Linked DNA regions of Homo sapiens: regions 1 and 3 are each linked to region 2. Evidence: read pairs that join two places in POLR2A ChIA-PET (ENCODE). Cell type or tissue: MCF 10A. All regions are shown on one strand.

Region 1 (5,000 bases), 77 kb before region 2:
CTCACCATAACTACGTTCTGATTGAATAATGGTTTTAGTCAAAGAAGACAGGAGTGTGTAACAAAGAGTAAGGCAGGAGAAATATAGAAATAAAGTATATACAATGGTAAGGTATTACCAACCCCTTCACAGTAAGCTTTCCTTTAAAAAGAAAACTGGGCCAGGTGCAGTGACTCACGCCTGTAATCCCAGCACTTTGGGAGGCTGAGGTGGGTGGATAACGAGGTCAAGAGATCCAGATCATCCTGGCCAACATGGTGAAACCCTGTTTCTACAAAAATACAAAAATTAGCTGGGCGTGGTGGCGCCCACCTGTAGTCCCAGCTACTTGGGAGACTGAGACAGGAGAATCGCTTGAACCTGGGAGGCAGAGGTTGCAGTGAGCCGAGATCACACCACTGCACTCCAGCCTGGTGACACAGCAAGACTCCATCTCAAAAAAAAAGAAAAAAGAAAACTGAAACATCAGGAAAGGTGGGCATGTAAATTAGCTAACATGAAGTATGTACAAATCATAACCAGGTGCGTACTTGCTCCTGGAGCTCAGAAAACAAAACACCCACACAAATAAAATGTTTTTCTATATCAGAAACTGGTTCACAAGCTCCAATTTTGTCCAATGTTAAATAAAATAAATGGAAATAAAAGTTGATCAGAAAGACTTCGCCTCAAAATTATCTTAAAATATTTCATTAAAGGTAGTAAGATCACCCAAATGTTCTTCAATTTTAGAGTTGAGCACTTAGACATAGTTAATAAATCACATTTTCAGTGGAAACTTGTATAGATACCAACATAAAATGGTATATTTTCTTCCAAAGGTAAGAGTGTTTTTATAATCCTAATAAACATTTTTTCTGACATAATTTCAGAAACATATCAAGCGGTTATTTGCATATCAAGTGGAATGAGAACTATGAATAGTAAAAAAAAATCTCTAATACTAATAACTATTTTAAGACTTACAAAGCAGGTTATCAATGTAGAGTAATGGGATGGTTCAAAGTTGTGGGTTTTTTTTGGTTTTGGGGTTTTTTTTTTCTGGTAATCCTAAGTATTCAGTAATGAGATTTTACTAGTAGCTTTTATCAGAATTAAGAATTGTAACATCCTAAATAGTTTGGCAGAGTATGTCATAATTAATCATAACTCCTAATTTATTATGGCTCCAATACTGTTTTCAATATATTTCAATAATGAAACACTGAGTTCTTACATGTGCAAGTCTAATGAGTTCATATGTGTGACATTATGAGGGAGACATTATTATTATCTCCTTTTAAGAGATGGGGAATGAATGATTTATTTCTTCAAATGATTATAATGGACATGTATTGCATCAATTGATCCAGCAAAAGTAGGACAGGTATAGGCTTAAGTGTACATGCCTTCTGCTTTGCTTCCGTAATCCAACTCCTGTGACTTGGGTCAAGGAGATGATGGCAAGGAAAACTCTCTCTCTGTTACTGAGAATCCGAGGAGCAAATTCCTAATGCCTCCATAGGCACTTCAAATTTTCATACTCCTTATAGGACCCCCAATTCTCCCATTTCCTTATTACCATAACTATGGTTACTCTTTGCACATTGAGAAATTGAAGGGCAGAAGAAATGTAAAATTACAAAAATAAGCTGAGGCCAAAAAATAGCATCAATAAAGACATGAAGTCTTCCAAAAGTACTCTGTAATATAAAACTTCACAAACAGTAATCTAAGTCATCTGTCCCTTTCAGGATGGAAATTTTATTATCTCTACTTAAATAATTAAAAGAGTATCACTGATAGGTTTAAATGACTATCTCCTATTAAAAAAGGCGAAACATATCCTGTATCTGCCTTAAAAGTGGGAAGAATGACAGTAAATTTGGAAAAAATAGTCTGGTTCTTTGAAGAAATAGTTCAATCTAAATAAACATAACTATTTGATAATAGTTCTAAAAATGCCTATTATTTTAAATAATAAAGGTCTAAACCATGCAGAAAAAAAGTAGTAGTTTCTTATGGTGTTTTAGGAGGAAATATTTTTTCTATGCAAATTTATAAACGCCATATCCAAATAAAGTAAGAATGTCTTCTATGAGGACATATTTTGTCTCTGCTATATCAAAGGAGAGAATAAATACAATATTTTTTATTTGGGCCTAAAATTCACTCAATTATTTTCTCAAAGTTTTAATGTAGACTCTTTATTTCCCAGTATTAAAACTTAAAATATGATAAAAGGTTGTATTCAAAGTTTCACTTTTAAAGGTTAGGGCATTTTACTTCTCATTCAGGATACAAAGAACATAATATAACCTTTATTCTGAATTGCATTTCTTAAGTTTTTTTTTTTTTTTTTTTTTGAGATGGAGTCTTGCTCTTGTTGCTCAGGCTGGAGTGCAGTGGTGTGATTTTGGCTCACTGCAACCTCCGCCTCCCAAGTTCAAGCGATTCTCCTGTCTCAGCCTCCCAAGTAGCTGGGATTACAGGTGCCCGCCACCACGCCCAGCTGATTTTTTTTTTTTATTTTTAGTAGAGACAGGGTTTTACAATGTTGGCCAGGCTGGTCTCAAACTCCTGACCTCAGGTGATCCACCCGCCTCAGCCTCCCAAAGTGCTGGGATTACAGGTATGAGCCACACTACAGATTGCTTCTTAGCTAAAATATTTTTTAAAAAGATATTGATCTACTCCTTTAAAATTGGATAGATCCTATTTCAAGTAATTTCAAATGACCCAAGCTGAAATATACAAATCTTAGCATATAGCTAAGAGAATCAGCTATACATGAGCAATTTTCTCCAGTGTGATTGTCGTAATTTATTTTACTAGTTCATATTTACTTGTTTATACTGAATTCCTCATAAAAATTATGTATCTTCCAAGTTCTATAACATGAGAGTAAATTTTCTTTCTTTGTTTTTTTTTCTTCTCTGCCCTTGTGGCCCTGTACTGGGCTTCTTCTCATCTTCTTTTGCCTCAACTAAAAAAAAAAATTGGCTGGGTGTGGTGGCTCATGTCTGTAAATCCCAGCACTTTGGGAGGCTGAGGTGAGTAGATCACCTGAGTTCAGGAGTTCAAGACCAGCCTGACCAACATGGTGAAACCCCATATCTACTAAATACAAAAAATCAGTTGGACATGGTGGGGCATGCCTGTAATTCCAGCTACTTGGGAGGCTGAGGCAGGAGAACTGCTTGAACCCGAGAGGTGGAGGATGCAGTGAGCCGAGACTGTGCCACTGCACTCTGGCCTGGGCAACAAGAGCAAAACTCTGTCTCAAAAAAAAAAAAAAAAAAAAATCAAGGCCAGGTGCAGTAGGGCTCCCACCTGTAATCGCAGCACTTTGGGAGGTCAAGGTGGGAGAATCTCTTGAGGCCAAAAGTTCAAGACCCTGGGCAACAACGTGAGATCCCCCATCTTTAAAAAAATAAAAAATAAAAATCAGCCAGTTGTAGTGGCATGCACCTGCAGTCCCAGCTACTCGGGAGGCTGAGGCAAGAGGATCACTTAAGCACAGGAATCTAAGGCTGCCATGAGCTATGAACACATCACTGTACTCCAGCCTGGGTGACAGAGTGAGACCCTGTCTCTCAAAAACAAACAAACAAAACCGAGCACTTTAATTTCATTCCATTTTATAGGAAGAAAGTAGAAAAGGAGATATCTCAGGTATCTAAGATGTGTTAATAACAAAGCCAAACTAGAGCTCTGGCTCCCTGTCCTCTTTGTTAATTTCAAACCATCCAGGAAAATCAAAAAGCAATGTGGCACATATTTATATATATATATATGCACACACACACACATATATATACACATATATACACACACATATATATACACATATATATACACACATATATACACATATATATACACACACATATATACACATACATATACACACACATATATATACACACACACATACACACATATTTTCTGTAAAACTGCCTTTCATATTGTTTAGAATCATATGGAAATTAATGTTGATTTCAATCTAAACTCATACAGATTAAACAGATAGTCAAGTACAGGAAATCAAGATTACGCTAACTAGCATCAGAAAGCTCTTCTTATTTCTTTTCCTAAAGAATGCTAAAAAGATGCTCAGGACTACTATATGCTTAAGAGGATTTTTCAGTACTTTAAAGAAAAAACAATTCCTCAACTTTCTTATTTCCTTAAGGCACTGGTTCTCAAAACAAGCGGTCTAGGTACCAGCAGCAACAGCATAACCCAGGAACTTATTAGAAAACCACATTCTCAGTCCCCACCCCAGACCTACTGCATCAGAAACTCAGGGTAGAGCTTGGCAATCTGTGTTTTAACAAGCCTCCGACTGATTCTGATGCTCACTAAGGTTGCGAACCACTGCCTTAAGGTGTTGTTTCCTCTCCTTCCTATCATGGATAAGCATCTCAAAGTGTCAGGTATAACAGACATTCTCAACCTTGGCTGCAACTTATAATCATCTATGGGAGCTTTAAAAAAAAAAAACCAATGCTGTTCTCACTCATAAACGGGAGCTGAACAATGAGAACACATGGACACAGAGAGGTGAACAACAGACACCAGGGCCTGCTGGGGGGTGAGGGGTGAGGAGAGGGAACTTAGAGGACAGGTCAATAGGTGCAGCAAACCACCATGGCACACGTGTACCTATGTAACAAACCTGAACATTCTGCACATGTACCCTGGTTTTTTTTTGTTTTTTTTTTTTTGGGAGAAAAAAAATGCCAACGCTTAGACCACTCTAGACATTCTAGACATGCAAAGTTGAGAACCACTGATCTATACTCTGTACCTCCAATTCTAATTATTCACTTATTAGTCCTTGGCTACCAGTACTAAGTGTGAAGATATAAATAAATCATTTGGCTTTAATAAACCTCAATTTCCACAACTTTGAGGTATCTTTCTGGTATCTCAGCTGGATTCCTGGAGTAGTCAGGTTTTAAACAGATTTCTCACTGGCAGTGTCAGATCTCTGTCATTGCTCAACATGACCACTA
Region 2 (5,000 bases):
TTAAGCATCAAAAATTGAGGATTCCAGAGAGAGATTAGGAATATTTTCTTATTATAAGATACATGCAGTATCTGTAAAATGATACAGTGTTATTTGAAACTAGACTTGAATTAATCGTAAATGTATATTGCAAACTCAAAAGCAAACAATTTAAAAAGTTAAAAAAAGATAACTGACATGCTAAGAAACAAAAGAAAATGGAGTGAAACAAAATGCTCAATTAAACCAGAAAATGTAGAAAATGGGTGGAAGACATATAAGGAAAAAAGAACAAAGGCAATGAATACAAATAGGAAGTAATATGGTAGATATTAATAATCCAAATATATCAATAATCACTTTTACACATCGATAATCTAAATCCAATTTAAAAATAGAGACCGTTAGAATAAATCACAAAACAAAACCTAACTATACGTTATCTACAAGAAATACATTTTAAATATAAAGACACACATAGATTAAAAGTAAATGGAGAAAGCTATACTGTGCTAACACAAATCAAAAGCTGGAATCACTATATTAACTTCAGCACAGCAGACTAGAGAAATAAAAATTATCAGGGGTAAAGAAAGGATAAAGGAGTCAATTCTCCAAGAAAATTTAACAATCCTTAATGTGTATGCACTTAACAACAGAGCATTAAGAGATAGGAAGCAAAAATTAAGAGATGCCAACGAGAAATACATGAATCCAGTATTACAGTTGGAAATTTTAACAGCCCTCTTATCAGAAATGGACAGATCCAGTGGGCAGAAAATCGGTGAGAATATAGTTGATCTCAACAGCACCGGCAATTCACTGAATATACCTGACATCTACAGACTACTTCATTCAACAACAGCAGAACACACATTCTTCTCAAGCTCACATGGAACATTCATCAAGATAGGCCACATTCTAGGTCATAAAACACACCTTAACAAATTTAAAATAGAAATCATACCATGTCTGCTCTCAGACTACACCAGAATTAAACTAGAAATCAATAACACAAAGACAGCTGATAAATCCTCAAACACATAAAGATAAAGCAACACACTTTCAAGTACATGTTATCAAAGAAATCTCAAGAGAAATTTAAATATATTGCAAACTAAGTAAAAATGATGATATAACTTATCAGAATTTGTGGGATGCAGTGAAAACTGTACTTATAGGGAAGTCTATAACATTGAAATGCATATCTTAAAAAAAGAAGGTCTAAAATCAATAACTGAAGCTTCTACCTTAGGATACTAGAAAAACAAAAGCAAATTAAATACAACGTAAGTAGAATAAACAAAATTAGAGGAGAAATCAATGAAATCAATTAAAAATGGGCAAAAATCTCAACAGCCTCCTAACCAAACAAGACATACAAATGGTAAATAAGCATATGAAAAGATGCTCCACAAAGTATTTCACTAGGGAATCAATCACAAGTTCAAACAACGACATATCATTACAAACCTATTAAAATGGCAACAATCCTAAACACTAAAACCACCAAATGCTGGCAAGGGTGTGAAGCAACAGGAACTCTCATGCACTGCTGGTGGGAACACAAAAATGGTACAGCTACTTTAAAAGACGATTTGGCAGTTTCTTTAAAAACTAAACATACTCTTAACGTACAATTCAGCAATCGTACTCTTTGGTGTTTACCCAAATGAGCTGAAAGCTTATGTCCACACAAAAACCTCCACATGAATGTTTATAGCAACTTTATTCATAATTGCCAAAACTTGGAAGCAACCAACATGTCTTTCAGTAGACAAATGGCTAAATAAACCTTGGTACATCCAGACAACTGAATATTATTCAGTGCTAAAAAGAAATGAGCCATCAAGCTATGAAAAGACATGGAAGAACCTTAAATACATATTACTAAGTTAAAGAAGCCAATCTGAAAAGGCTACATACTGTATGATTCCAACTACAGGCATATCTCATTTTTTTAGCACTTTGCAGATATTGCATTTTTTATAAAATTAAGGTTTGTGGCAACCCTGTGTCAATCAGGTCTGTTGGCACCATTCTTCCAGCAGCATGTGCTCGCTTTGTATCTCTGTATCACCCGTAGTAATTCTCACATTACTTCAAATTTTTCATTACTATTGTATCTATTATGGTAATCTATGATAAATAATCTTTGATGTTACTACTGTAATTGTTTGGGGGCACCACAAACCTACGTAAGATAGCAAACATAACCAATAAACCCTTATGTGTTCTGACTGCTCCATCAACTGGCCATTCCTTGCCTCTTTTCTTCCCCTTGGGCCTCCCTATTTGCTGAGACATGATGATGTGGAAATTAGGACAATTAGTCATCCTATATGTTAGTCTACTTTGTGTCTCTATAAAGGAATACCTCAGGTTGAGTAATTTATTTAAAAAAGAGGTCTGTTCAGCTCAAGGATCTGCAGCCTATACAGGCATGGCACAGCATCTGTTTTGCTTCTGGTGACAGCCTCAGGAAGCTTACAATCATGGTGGAAGGCAAAGGGGGAGCAGGCATATCACATGGTGAGAGAGAGAGAGTTAAAGAGAGGAGAGGACATACCACACTCTTTTAAACAACAATATCTCGTGTGAACTCAGAGCAAGAACTCACTCATTACTGAGAGGAGGGTACCAGCCATTCACGAGGGATCCACCCGCCCCTATTAGTCAGACACCTCCCACTAGGCCTCACCTCCAACATTGGAGGTCACATTTTAACACAAGATTTGGAGGGGATGAAACATCCAAACCATATCACCCTACAATGGCATTTAAGTGTTCAGGTGAAAGGAAGAGTCACATATCTCACTTTAAATCAAAAGCTAGAAATGATTAAGCTTAGTGAGGAAGGCAAAACAAAAGCTAAGATAGGCCTCTTACACCAAACAGCCAGGTTGTGAATTAAATGGAAAAATTATTTTTCTTTCTTTCTTTCTTTCTTTTTTTTTTTTTTTCCTGAGGCAGAGTCTCACTCTGTCACTTAGGCTAGAGTGCTATGGCGCGATCACAGCTCACTGCAGCCTTGACCAACGATGCTCCCACCGCAGCCTCCTGAGTAGAGGGGACTATGTGCGTGCACCACCAAGCCTGGCTAATTTTTCTACTTTTTGTAGAAATAGGGTTTGTTGCCCAGGCTGGTCTCAAACCCAGAGCTCAAGCGATCCACCAGCCTCAGCCTCCCAAAGTGCTGGGATTACAGGTGTGAGCCACCACACCTGGCCTGAAAAGTTCTTGAAGGAAATTAAAAGTGCTACTCTCCAGGCATCACATGAAATATAAGAAAGCAAAACAATAAAGCTTGAGTGGTCTGAATAAATGATCAAACCAGCTATATTTCCTTAAACCAAAGCCTAATCCAGAGCAAGGCCCTAACTCTCTTCAATTCTATGTAGGTTGAGAGAAGTAAAGAAGCTACAGAAGAAAAGTTTGAAGCTAGCAGAAGTTGGTTTATAAGGTTTAAAGAAATAACCCATCTCCAGAACATAAAAGTACAAGGTAAAGCAGCAAGTGCTAATGCAGAAGCTGTACCAAGTTATCCAGAAGATCTAGCTAAGACCATTGATGAACACTAAGAACACTGATGAACACTGTACACTAAACAACAGATTTTCAACATAGATGAAACAGTCTGCTATTGGAACAAAATGCCATCTAGGACTTTTCATAGCTAGAGAAGTCAGTGTCTGGCTTAAAAGCTTCAAAGGATAGGCTGACTCTGTTGTTAGGGGCTAATACAGCTGGTGACTTTAAGTTGAAGCCAATGCTCATTTTCTATTCCAAAAAATCCTAGGGCCCGTATGAATTATGCTAAATCTACTCTGACTGCACTCTATCATTAAAATAACAAAGCCTGGATGACAGCACATCTGTTTTAAGCATGGCAAACTGAATTTTTTTTTTGAGACGGAGTCTCGCTCTTGTCGCCCAGGCTGGAGTGTAATGGCGCATCTTGGCTCATTGCAACCTCCTCCTCCAGGATTCATGCAATTCTCCTGCCTCAGCCTCTCGAGTAGCTGGGATTACAGGAGTATGCCATCATGCCTGGCTAATTTTTGTATTTTTAGTAGAGAAGGGGTTTCACCATGTTGGCCAGGCTGGTCTTGAACTCCTGACCTCAGGTAATCCGCCCGCCTCGGCCTTCCAAAGTGCTGGGATTACAGGCATGAGCCACTGCACCTGGCCGCATACTGACTATATTAAGCCCCACTGTTGAGACCTATTGCTCAGAAAAAAAGATTCCTTTAAAAATATTACTGCTCATTGACAATGCACTTAGTTACCCCAAGAGCTCTGATAGAGATACACAAGTAGATTAATGTTGTTTTCATCCCTCCTAACATGACATCCATAATATCAACATTAACAGGTATCTGGAAGAAGCTGATTCCAACTTTCATTGATGACTTTGAAAGGTTTAAGACTTCAGTGAAGGATGTAATGCAGATGTGTTAGAAATAGCAAGAGAATAGGAATTAGGAGTGGAGCCTGAAGATGTGACTGAATTTCTGTGATCTCAAAACTTGAATGGGTGAGGAGTTGCTTCTTATGGATAAGCAAAGAAAGCGGCTTCTTGAGATGGAAGTTTATTCCATCTTGAGATAGAAGTTTATTACATAAACTTAGTTGATATAGCAGTGGAAGAATTTGAAGGGATTGACTCCAGTTTGGAAAGAAATTCTGTGGGTACAATGCTATCAAACAGTACTGCATACTAAAGAGAAATCTTTCATGAAAGGAAAAGTTGATCAATGGGGCAACTTCATTGTCGTCTTCTTTTAAGAAATTGCCACAGCCATCCCCATGTTCAGCAACCAGCACCCTGAGCAGCTAGCAGTCATCAGTATTGAGGCAAGACTCTTCAACAAAAAGATTACAACTCTCTGAAGGCTCAGATGATCATTAGCAGTTTTTAGCAATAAAAAAATTTTAAATTCAGGTATGTGATTTTTTAGACATAATGCACAACTTTTATATGGACTGAGAAACAAAAAAATTCATGTGACTCACTTTAT
Region 3 (5,000 bases), 69 kb after region 2:
GGATCTAACTATAAACATAGAGAACATGCAGGGGAGCAAGAGGAACATATTAATGATACCACAAGGATAAAACCAGCAAAATCTACACTATGGGAAACTATACAAGATAATCAACCCTGTTTCTTTGACAAAACATTACAAAAAGGGGGTTGGGAGAGAGAAAGAATCTATAAATTAAGAGAGATCTAGAAATATAACAACTACCAAAATGTATGAAATTTATCTGGATCACATTCAAATACATTAAACTGTAAGACAATAGGGGAAATAAATATCTATTGGATATTAGATTATTTTTAAGAAATGATTACTAATTTGGAGGGATATAATAATGATATATAGATTATCTTTTAGAGATATATACTGAATTATTTACTGAAATAATGTCTGAGATTTGCTTCAACATAATCTGAAAGGGTGTGACTGGAAAGTAAACAGGTTCAAACGAAACAAGACTGGCCATGAGTTGACCACTGTTGAAGCTGAGTAATGGTTACATGGGACTCATTAAATTATTTTCTCCACTTTTGTGTATGTATAAAATTTTCTACCGAAAAAGGTGGCTTTTTTGTTTTGTTTTGTTTTGTTTTTTTGAGACAGAGTCTAGCTCTGTTGCCAGGCTAGAGTGCAGTGGCCCAATCTCGGCTCACTGCAACCTCCGCCTCCCAGGCTCAAGTGATTCTCCTGCCTCAGCCTCCCGAGTAGCTGGGACTACAGGTGCCCGCCACCACGCTTGGCTAATTCCAGGCACCAGTCTCAAGTCCTGGAGGGGCCACCCATACTTCTGACTGACCAGCTATAAATCAGGGGTCTCCACAACAACCTCTTCATATTCAATAATTTGCTAGAATGACTCACAAAACACTGTACTTATATTTACGATTTATTATAAGAGATACAACCCAAGAACAGTCAAATGAAAGAGATGCGTAGGGCAAGTTAAGATGGGGAAGAGGGACACATAGTTCCCATGCCCTCTCCATGTGAACCACCCTCCCAGTACCTCCACGTGTTCAATCCAGAAGTTCACCAAACACTGCTGTTTTAAGGAAGAGCTCCTACAGGACTCAATCTCCAGCCTCTACTTCCCCCAGAGGTTGGTGAGTGAAACTGAAAATTTCCACCCTCTAATCACATGGTCTGTCTGGTTACCAGCCATATCCTGAGGCAATTCAGTGGCTCCACTCTAAGTCACCTCACCAGCATAAATTTAGGTGTAATCAAAAGGAACTTCTTATGACTAACAAAACACTCTCCTAACACTCAGGAAACTCCATGAGTTCAAGGAACTCTGTGCCAGGAACAGAGACAAAGACCAAACATAAAATTTACTACACCTCAGCCAGGATGTTAAGTTCCTCTCCAGGTGGGCCTTTCCACAGGACTATACAGACGTCCTCTGGGTACAGTGGAACAGCTGGCTTCCTCCAGAAAGAACAACACAAGTATCAAGGCAGAAGTTTGTAATTCTTCTCATGACCCAGCCTCAGAAAGCACAAATCATCACCATCCACTGTATTCTATTGCTGACACAGAGTCAACCAGCTATAATTCAATGTGGAAGGGGACTACACTAGCATGTAAACACCAGGAGCCTTGGATCATTGGAGGCCATTTTGGAGGTGAGCTACCACAATATACAATCAATTCTGGTTATTATCAATAGTTATGTTCTACCATGTCACTGCAAACACCGAATTAGCCAATACTGAACCGCTTAGCGAATATGAGAAATACAAGGTTAGGTTCCTGTAAGCCTCTGGTCACAACATTTTCATCAACTGATCAATACATAATCTTGTTTAATGTGTGTTTCTGTTTAAAGTACCTTATTTTATTTTATTTTATTTTTGAGACAGAGTCTCACTCTGTTGCGCAGGCTAGAGTGAAGTGGTGCGATCTCGGCTCACTGCAACCTCCGTTTACTGGGTTCAAGCAATTCTCCTGACTCAGTCTCTGAGTAGCTAGGACCACAGGCATGTGCCACCACATCTGGCTAATTTTTGTATTTTTAGTAGAGACAGGGTTTCACCATGTTGGCCAGGTTGTTCTCAAACTCCTGACCTCAAGTGATCCACCCGCCTCGGCCTCCCAAAGTGCTGGGATTACTTACAGACGTGAGCCACCATGCCTGGCTGCTAAAGCACCTTATTTTATATTGTTGATTCATTAACATTGAACTCATGGTCAACAGTCTAAATAAAGCTTATTCAACACTCATATTTTCTCCAGAAGGTAGAGCATAGCCTTCTTGCACTTACAAACACTAGATAACACTTCAGCACTTCATATGGCACCATTTAAACAACCATATCACCAAGAAAAAGCACAAAAGAAGTGAAAAAAATCATGGCACTAAATAGCAAAAAGGATGCTTATTTACAGTATAACAGCTGAAATAATAAGGCAGAGTGTTGCTTTTTTCCCACCTCATCTGGGAAGATGAATGACTGGTGACTCAAATTTTTGCTGCTCTGCAAGTAGCCACAAAAACAACACAAGTATTGATTTGGGGGTTAAAAATAAAATTTAACAAGCAGGTGAATTTGCAAACACAGAATCCATGAATAATGATGAATAATGAGGATCCAACGAATATACAAACAGATAATCCCACAGAAGCCACAGGTTTTAGAAGTGTTCAATATTTTTATATTGAAATACTTGAATTAAATTCCTAAAGTCCACATCAATGTAACAATAGACAACATTTTATCTTCTATGGAGAAAACCAGTAGATTCTTATTTTGGTTTAAAAAACACCTAACAGGCCAAGAGCGCAGTGGATCACGCCTGTAATACCAGCACTTTGGGAGGCCAAGGCGGGTGGATCACCTGAGGTCAGGAGTTTGAGACCAGCCTGCCCAACATGGCAAAACCCTGTCTCTACTAAAAATAAAAAAATTAGCCAGGCGTGAGGGCTAATCTCAGCTACTTGGGAGGCTAAGGTGGGAGAATCACTTGAACCCAGGAGGTGGAGGTTGCGGTGCACCGAGATCATGCTGCTGCACTCCAGCCTGGATGACAAAGTGAGACTCCGTCGCAAAAAAATAAATAACCTAACAGTTAAGCCCAATATACTGTAATTTCTTAATTTAATCAGTCAATAATATAAGGCTTTTAATTATTAAAACATCACAGAAAATCTATTAAAAGATGAAAAGTTTCATAATCAAGCTTATCTAATGAATTGACAAGGAAGTAACTTACAATTCTAACTCTCCTAAAATAGGATGGTACCTTTAAAAGTGGAAAAAGTAGAAGTTGAACCATCTAAAGCAGAAACCAATACTAATAGAACTCACAAAATTTATATACTGGGGGTTGTGGCAGTTTCTAAATCTGGTCCAGTAACAATCATTCCTAGTCTAATTGTTTCCGTTAGTTAATGAAGGAGGATCAGTGGTCAAACAACAGATAATTAAGTATCAGAGTGATCCTATTTGCATGTTAAATGTAATTTATTTTTAAGTACAACAAAGAATCATTCAGACTGCATTATTTGATCAAATCTGCCTTCCATCTAGAAAGGCGGTAGAAGGAAAGATGATAGGAAACATATTTAAACAGAATACAGGACAGTTTTGATTTCATACAAAGAAGAAAGAATATTCTTTCTTCCAATTTGGCTCACAAAGAAGATGTGGACTCTGTGATACTCAAAGTTTGGCAAAAAGGTACATTAAAAATTAATGCACAATATGGAAAAAGACAAAGACAGCAACTACTATGAGGCAAATAACAGAAAATTATGAGATGACAAGCAGAAAGAAAGAATACAATGATTAAAGAGGTACTGGCAAAAATTTTGAGGTTAAGAAAAAAATGAATTAAATCCACAACAATTTTAGAGTATTTTATACTGACAATTTGTACAACAGCCAGAAATGAAAAATAAATCTACCTTTGTTATGTTTTACTTAATCAGATTTTGGCATACTCCTTAAGATAACAGATTAAAATTCCTACAAATGCCTAGTACATTCCCTTTTATAGAGTAAACACATACACACAAAAATCTAAGAACATAAACTCTTCTTATATTATCTGTAAGTTTAGAATCTCTAAAAGGCTTAATTTTCATATCATTAATACCCAAATTAGTGAGTAATTTGGAGACAGTTTATGTCCTAGAATAATCTAACTCAACAAGGGTATTTTTACATGGGTTTAGATCATTCATATGGCACAATCCTCCTTAATAAAATACTTCTGTCATCTATACTTAGGAAAAAAGAAGGGAGGGAAGGGGAAAAGAGAGGAAGAAAGAGAGAGAATGAGAATAGGAATCCAGCTGTCATAGTCGTTTGTTTTCCAGATCGGAGAAAGAGAAGATGGATGGGAAATTAAAGTAAAACAAAACAGTTTACAAAATTACAAAGAGAATCTCCAAGATTATCTAAATAAACCCATGTATTTACATATTGATATTCATATAAGTGTACAGTAACAACTTTGAGTAGCCATGGACAACTCTCCAAATTTCTAAATCTAATTCAGTTAATGGTAAAGGGGTTGGGTGAGGTGTCTCATGCCTGTAATCCTAACACTTTGGGAGGCTGAGGTAGTGTATTGCTTGAGCTTGGGAATTTGAGACTAGCCTGGGCAACATGGCAATCCTGTCTCTACAAAAAATACAAAGCAGCCAGGCATGCTGGTGCACACCTGTAGTCCCAGTTGCTTGAGGAGCTGAGGCAGGAGGATCACCTGAGCCCAGGAGGTTGAAGCTGCAGTGGGCCGAGATCACACCACTGCACTCTAGCCTGGCTGACAAAGTGAGACCCTATCTCAAAAAATAAATAAATAAATAAATAAATAAATAAGAATGAAATAGATTAACCACATTAAGCCTATTGACTATGCGTTTAATAAAATTACTGTGCTTAAATTCACCATTTAAGAGATGCTAACTAAATGGCTTTCCTCCAGACAATTTATAGTGTATACATAAAACTTGCCCCACAGGGGTCAAAACTGAAAGTCAAAGCACTTTACCAAGC

Evidence for each region. ChIA-PET counts read pairs that join two places held together with the same protein. Peaks named below come from ENCODE experiments on the same cell type or tissue, not always from the same donor. Only the 100,000 strongest peaks of a DNase experiment are listed, where the experiment ranks them.
Region 1: POLR2A ChIA-PET joins it to region 2 with 5 read pairs; 2 of 35 experiments call an interaction of 5 or more read pairs at or near these places.
Region 3: POLR2A ChIA-PET joins it to region 2 with 5 read pairs; 3 of 35 experiments call an interaction of 5 or more read pairs at or near these places.

Annotation. Positions count from the first base shown.
Region 1 is chr1:178,294,953-178,299,952 of GRCh38, reverse strand. The region is part of intron 2 of RASAL2 (RAS protein activator like 2); the gene reads right to left. Among named protein-coding and RNA genes, the nearest start is that of CLEC20A, 200 kb to the left of the region's middle. In MCF 10A, no CTCF peak of the experiment used is centred here; no DNase peak of the experiment used is centred here.
Region 2 is chr1:178,217,575-178,222,574 of GRCh38, reverse strand. The region is part of intron 1 of RASAL2 (RAS protein activator like 2); the gene reads right to left. Among named protein-coding and RNA genes, the nearest start is that of RASAL2, 130 kb to the right of the region's middle. In MCF 10A, no CTCF peak of the experiment used is centred here; a DNase peak (open chromatin) is centred at 2,284.
Region 3 is chr1:178,148,257-178,153,256 of GRCh38, reverse strand. All of the region lies in intron 1 of RASAL2 (RAS protein activator like 2), which reads right to left. Among named protein-coding and RNA genes, the nearest start is that of RASAL2, 57 kb to the right of the region's middle. In MCF 10A, no CTCF peak of the experiment used is centred here; no DNase peak of the experiment used is centred here.